2 separate regions of the Homo sapiens genome follow, and region 1 is linked to region 2. The links are chromatin loops, found by intact Hi-C in ENCODE. Cell type or tissue: heart right ventricle. All regions are shown on one strand. Links, peaks and the distances in the headings refer to the core of each region. The heading gives the core; the rest is flanking DNA. Region 1 has its middle 23 kb from the start of ITGA11. Region 2 has its middle 62 kb from the start of CORO2B.

What was found. Hi-C counts contacts between places; a loop is a spot of excess contacts. Peaks named below come from ENCODE experiments on the same cell type or tissue, not always from the same donor. Only the 100,000 strongest peaks of a DNase experiment are listed, where the experiment ranks them.
Region 1: a loop joins it to region 2, with 4 times the contacts of the local background. A loop is called at or near these places in 2 of 110 quality-filtered maps.

What each region holds. Positions count from the first base shown.
Region 1 is chr15:68,453,407-68,456,327 of GRCh38, reverse strand. No RefSeq gene overlaps it. Among named protein-coding and RNA genes, the nearest start is that of ITGA11, 23 kb to the right of the region's middle. In heart right ventricle, for the core only: no CTCF peak of the experiment used is centred there; no DNase peak of the experiment used is centred there.
Region 2 is chr15:68,515,833-68,518,753 of GRCh38, reverse strand. It overlaps a transcript of CORO2B not described here. Among named protein-coding and RNA genes, the nearest start is that of CORO2B, 62 kb to the left of the region's middle. RefSeq lists an enhancer at 1-170. In heart right ventricle, for the core only: a CTCF peak has its summit at 1,215 (motif pointing right); no DNase peak of the experiment used is centred there; H3K27ac peaks cover 1,843 bases.

The sequences.
Region 1 (2,921 bases), core at 116-2,615, 62 kb after region 2:
GATTACTGCAATCAGGCTAACATATCCATCCCCCGACATAGTCACAGTTTTTGAGTGTGTGTGTGTGATAAGAATATTTAACATCAAATTTCTTAGCAAATTTCAAGTGTATAGTATAGTATTATTAATACTAACTATAGTCACCATGCTGTGCTAGTGATCTTCAGAATTTATTCATCCAGCATAAGTGAACCTTTGTACTTTTTGACAAACACTTCCCATTTCCTTCACCTCCTAGCCACTGGCAGCCACTGTTCTATTCTCTGCATGTACGAGTTTGACTTTTTTAGATTTCACCTATGAAATCATTCAGTATTTGTTTTTCTGTTCTGGCTAATTTCACTTAGCATAATGTCCTCCAGGCTCATCCATGTTGTTGCAAATGGCAGGATTTCCTTCTTTTCTAAGACTGAATAATTCCATTTCACATACACACACACACACATACACATACATACACACACACACACACACACACACAGAGTACATTTTCTTCACCCATTTGTCCATTGATAGACACAGGTTGTGACTATTTTGAATAATGCTGTCATGAACATGAGGGTGCAGATAACTCTTCAAGGTATTTAATTCATTTTCTTTGGATATATACCCAGAAGTGGGATTGATGGATCATACTGTAGTTATATTTTTAATTGTTTGCAGAACTTTCATACTGAGTGGCTGTACCAATTTACATTCCCACCAACAGTGTACAAGTACTCCCTTTTCTCCACATCTTCACCAACACTTGTTATCTCTTGTCTTTTTGATAACAGCCATTCTAACAGGTATGTCTCTGTGGTTTTGATTTGGATCCCTCTGATGATTAGTAATGTTGAGCACCTCTCCATATACGTGTTGGCTGTATGTATCTTCTTCTTTTGAGAAGTGTCTACTCAGGTCCTTAGCCCATGTTTTAATGTTTTTTGTTGTTGTTGTGGTTGTTATTGAGTTGTTTGAGTTCCTTACATATTTTGGATATGAACCCCTTATCAGATATATAGTTAGCAGATATTTTCTCCCATTCCATAGATTGCCTTTTCACTCTGTTGATTGTCTCTTTTGCTGTGCAGAAGATTTTTAGTTTGATACAATCTCACTTGTCTATTTCTGTTTTTGTTGTCTATGCTTTTGTTGTCATGTTCCAAAAAAGTATTGCCCAGACCAATGTCAAGAAGCTTTTCCCCTGTGTTTTCTTTTAGTAATTTAATAGTTTCAAGTCTTACATTTAAGTCTTTAATCTGTTTTGAGTTGATTTTGGTATATAGTATGAGAAAGATTCAATTTCATTTTTCTGCATATGGATTGCCAGTTTTCTCATCACCGTTTATGGAAAGAGACTATCCTTTCCTCACTGTCTGTTCTTGACACCCTTGTTAAAGATCAGGTGACTGTAGATACAAGGTTATTTTTGGTTTCTTTATCTTTTTGGATTATATGTCTGTTTTTATGCCAGTACAATATAGCTTCAATTACTGTAGCTTTATAATATAGCTTGAATTTGGCAGTGTGACGCCTCCAGCTTTGTTTTGGCTATTCAGGGTCTTTTGTGATTGCATATGAATTTTAGTTTTTTTTTTTCTGTGTCTGTAAAGAATACCACTGAGATTTTGATAGTGGTTGCATTGAATGTACACCACTTTGGGTAGTTTGGACATTTAAACAATATTAATTCTTCCAGTCCAAGAACACAGAATGTCTCTCCATTTATCTGTGTCTTCTTTAATTTCCTTCATCAATGTTTTATAAATTTCAGTGTACAAGTCTTTCACCTCATTTGTTAGGTCTAACTAAAAATCCCTAAGCATTTTATTCTTTTTGTGGCTCTTGTTAATGAGATTGCTTTCCTAATTTTCTTTTCAGAGAGTTTATTGCTTGTATAGAAACACAACTGATTTTTGTATGTTGATTTGGTGTCCTGCAACTTTACTGAATTTGTTTATTAGTTCTAACAGATTTGTTGTTGTTGTCGTTCTTGAGTCTTCAGGATTTTCTACATATAAGATCATGTCATCTGCAAACGAGATAATTTTACTTTTTTTCTCATTCAGATTTGATTTCTTGTTATTTATTCTTCTTGTCTCATTGCTCTTGTCTCATTGCTCCAGTACTATGTTTAGTAGAAATGGTGAGAATGGGCATTCTTACCTTGTAACAGATTTTGGAGGGAAAGCATTCAGTTTTCCCCCATGGTTTATAACGTTAGCTGTGGGCATTTGCTCTATGGCCTTTATTGTGAGGCAAATGGCCTTCTGTACTTATTTTGTTGAGAACTTTAATCATGCATCGATGTTGAATTTTGTCAAATGCTTTTTCTGCGTCTACTGAGATGATCATATATTTTTTCTTTAATTTTGTTAATGTGGTATATCACATTGATTCATTTGCATATGCTGAACTATCCATGCATCCCAAGGATAAATCCCACTTGTTCATGGTGTATAATCCTTTTAACGTGCTTTTAAATTCAGCTCATTGGTATTTTAGTGAGGATTTTGCATCTGTGTTCATCAGGTATATTGACCTGTAGTTCTCCTTTCTTGTGGTATCATTGTCTGGCTTTGGAATTGGGTTAATGCTAAACTCATAAATGAGTTTGGAAGTATTCTGTCTTCTATTTTTGGAGGAGTTTAAGAAGAACTGGTATTAATTCTTTGAATGTTTGGTAAAATTTACATGTGAAGCCATCTAGTCCTGGACCTTTCTTTATTGGGAGGTTTTTGATCACTGATTTAATCTTTTTCTTTGTTATGGGTCTGTTCAGGCTTTCTGTTTCTTGTTGATTCAGTTTTGGCAGGTTGTACGTTTTTAGGAATTTATCCATTTCTTCTAGATTATGCAATTTGTTGGTGTGTATTTGTTCATAACATTCCCTTATAATCTTTTTTACTTCTTAGATATCTATTGTAATGTCTCCTCTT
Region 2 (2,921 bases), core at 270-2,769:
CAGAAAGGAGCAAGGGAGGGCATCACAGGGTTCCCAGGAAGCCCCTGGGGACCCTAGGGTAGAGATCAGCCCGAAGCCTGTTTCTCCAGTCACAGCCAAAGCTATGCCCAGAAGGCCCCAAGTCTGGCAGCAAGGGTGCAGTGCTGCTGACTGGACTCACCTTGGAAGGCAGAAACGGGATGCTGCTTCCCAGGGAGCAAGGGGGAAAAGAGCCAAAGGGAGGAGGAGAGAAGAGAGTAGGGAGAAGGTAGAAGGGCTGAAAATGGAAATGGGCAGGGAACAGAAAATGGGGTGGGAGTGGGCAAGACAGAAGGCAGGGAATGAGGACAGGGGAGGGAAGAAGAAAGGAGAGGGAAGCAGGAAAGGAAGAGCTCGGTCCTCATCGCTGCCACCCACGCCTTTCATGTGCTGCCTCAAGACGATTTGCATTTTACCAGGGATGGTGCCTGGAATCCTACAGCATAAAGCACTCATGATGGTATTTCAGGCACAGGGCTCTCAGATGCAGGAGCCTGCCCTCAATCCACATCTTGGAGGCCTTGGAAAGCTTTCCTGCCTAGGCTTAGGATTCGCTCCAGGAAGCCAGAGCCTATCCACTGGCAGCTGAGAGCTAGAAATGGGAGAAGCTTTTCTTGTGTGTTTTCAAAAGGCTTTGCTCTTTCAAAACAACTTTTCAACGAGGACCTTGAAAACCAGAATTACTCTCAAAGGATAAAACTACCTTCCCCCAGCCCTGTGTTCCAGATTGCAAAAACTTCTCTTGCCCTGGGATTTTGGGCTCAGACCCTTCCCTGGCCTTATGAGGGTACATGCAGTTTGAGGAATATCCTTTCACAGTCAGGACAACCAGATTAATAATAAATCACCATCAGGCATGTATGGTTTGGCTCGGAGGCCGTTCTGGGAATGGGGATTCAAGGCAAAAGAATCTGGCCTAATGGTTTTTCCAATGGTCCCAGTCCTGTGTTTTCACAATTCTGGCCTTCAGAGACCCCCATTTGCTCCTCACCTCTCCAGGCCTTTAGCGACCATCCTCCTCTCCCTGGGCCCTCAGACTCTAGGACTTAAGCTGGTCTGTGGCCTGAGAGACTGGATGGAGGAGGCTGTCCCTTTTGTCTGGAGGAGGAGCAGTAAGCACTGCCCAGCTGCAGAACACAGCACTCCAGCCGGGCCACCAGGCGGCAAGGCGAAGGTGGATTTCCAAGTGGAAGGCAGTGAGAACTGTTGGAATCCACCTCCAGAGTCACGGAATTTTTTTTTAAATGTCCTTTTCAAACACATACTTTGAAAAAATATTTAAAGGCAGGGGAAATTAATTAGGGCCCTTTGTGCTGGAATCGCCTTCCACAGCATTCCTTCAGCAAGAGAAGTAAAAATAGAACCTGTGAGAGTTTGAAAATGCACTGCTCACAAAGATCATATTTAAGAGGCCAGCTAGGCATGACTATTCAAATAGGAAGAATGGAGCTAATTATTTCCATCACTGCAGGGGGGAAACAGTGGCCGTCTTCTTGGGGTCGTCGGAAACAGCCTGAAAACTGGAAAAACCCGCAGGAGGCTGGGAGGAGAAGCCTTTCCAAGGGACAGACCCTGCTTGTGCCCCTTAGAATAATCATCACTTTTGTCCTAACTTTGTTACTGATAAAGAGTGAGGAAATCAGGAAAAATGAGTGGAGAAAAGGAAAGCATTTGGAGGATATCAAAAGTCCCTCCTATTTATGCAACAACTTGACTTTTTTTTTTTTTTTTTACACATTTTCCCATTCATTTGCTCCTCAACTAACCCCAGGAAGTAGGCTTGGTAGGCATTTTCATTTTCCACAAAAGAGAATGCTTGATGAGCCCAAAGTTACACAAAGATGTCACTGGCAGGCTAGGTAAGGCCCAGAAGTCAGGTGGTCTGACTCCTACCTGGCAAAGTTTCAGTGTGACATGGTGCCGTGAGTGTGGGCTTCAGAGTCAGGAAAGTCTGAGATGAGGTCTGGGATCAGCCACTTACTGGCAAGTCACTCCCGCTCTCAGCCTTGGTTTCCACATCTGTAATATTTTTCCTGGGACCTTAGGACCTAAATAGGTTCCCTTTTAAGGGCTGTCATGAAGATGAAGTGAAATGATTTGTCTAAATAACTCAGCACAGTGCATGGCCAATAAAAAGCACTCAGTCAGCTGTTGTTACCATTGTTATCATTGTGCTGTGTGATGAGAACAACAGGAGAACATTCTGGAGAAGGGAAGGATAAAGCAGCCATCAGAAACACTCCACTCAGAGGCATCCAGTGTCACAGCACAAGTCCTAAAGCAGGAGTCATGCGACCTTGGGTAAATCATACAGTCTTTAAGACTCCATATTCTCATCTGTAAAATGGGCATCGTGATATCTTCTATGACTGGGGCAAGGCCATGTGTTCCCCATACCATTTCTGCTTCCTGGGTTCACAGTAGAAATGACATTTTCCAACTCCCTTGTAAGATCAAGAGCCCTGCAATGATCACCTTTTGTAGTCATTGTCATCATCATCAACATCATCACCATCCCCCACTCTGTAATAGCACTTTACAGTTTTCACAGTAAATTTCAACATTTTATCCCATTTCATTCTTACAGAAATTCTGATTCCTATTTTATAAACAAGAAAACTAAGTTTGAAGAGAGCAAATGACTTTGCCCACTCTATGGAGGGAGAAGCAGGACTCGAACACAGAACCCTTGCCTCCACATAGCAGTGCCCCTGGGTAGCACCCTGGGGCACCTTCAGACTTGCCCTAAACAGACACATTTTCCTCCGTGGCCTCTCCTCCCTTCCTAGGTTAGCCCCCCGGCCAGCCTCTAGGGAGGTAGGTGGGAGCAGGGGATGTCTAGCTCTGGATGAGCTGGGCAGGGCTGACTCCCAGCAGGGCTACCTTGCTGTGTTGGAAGCAGA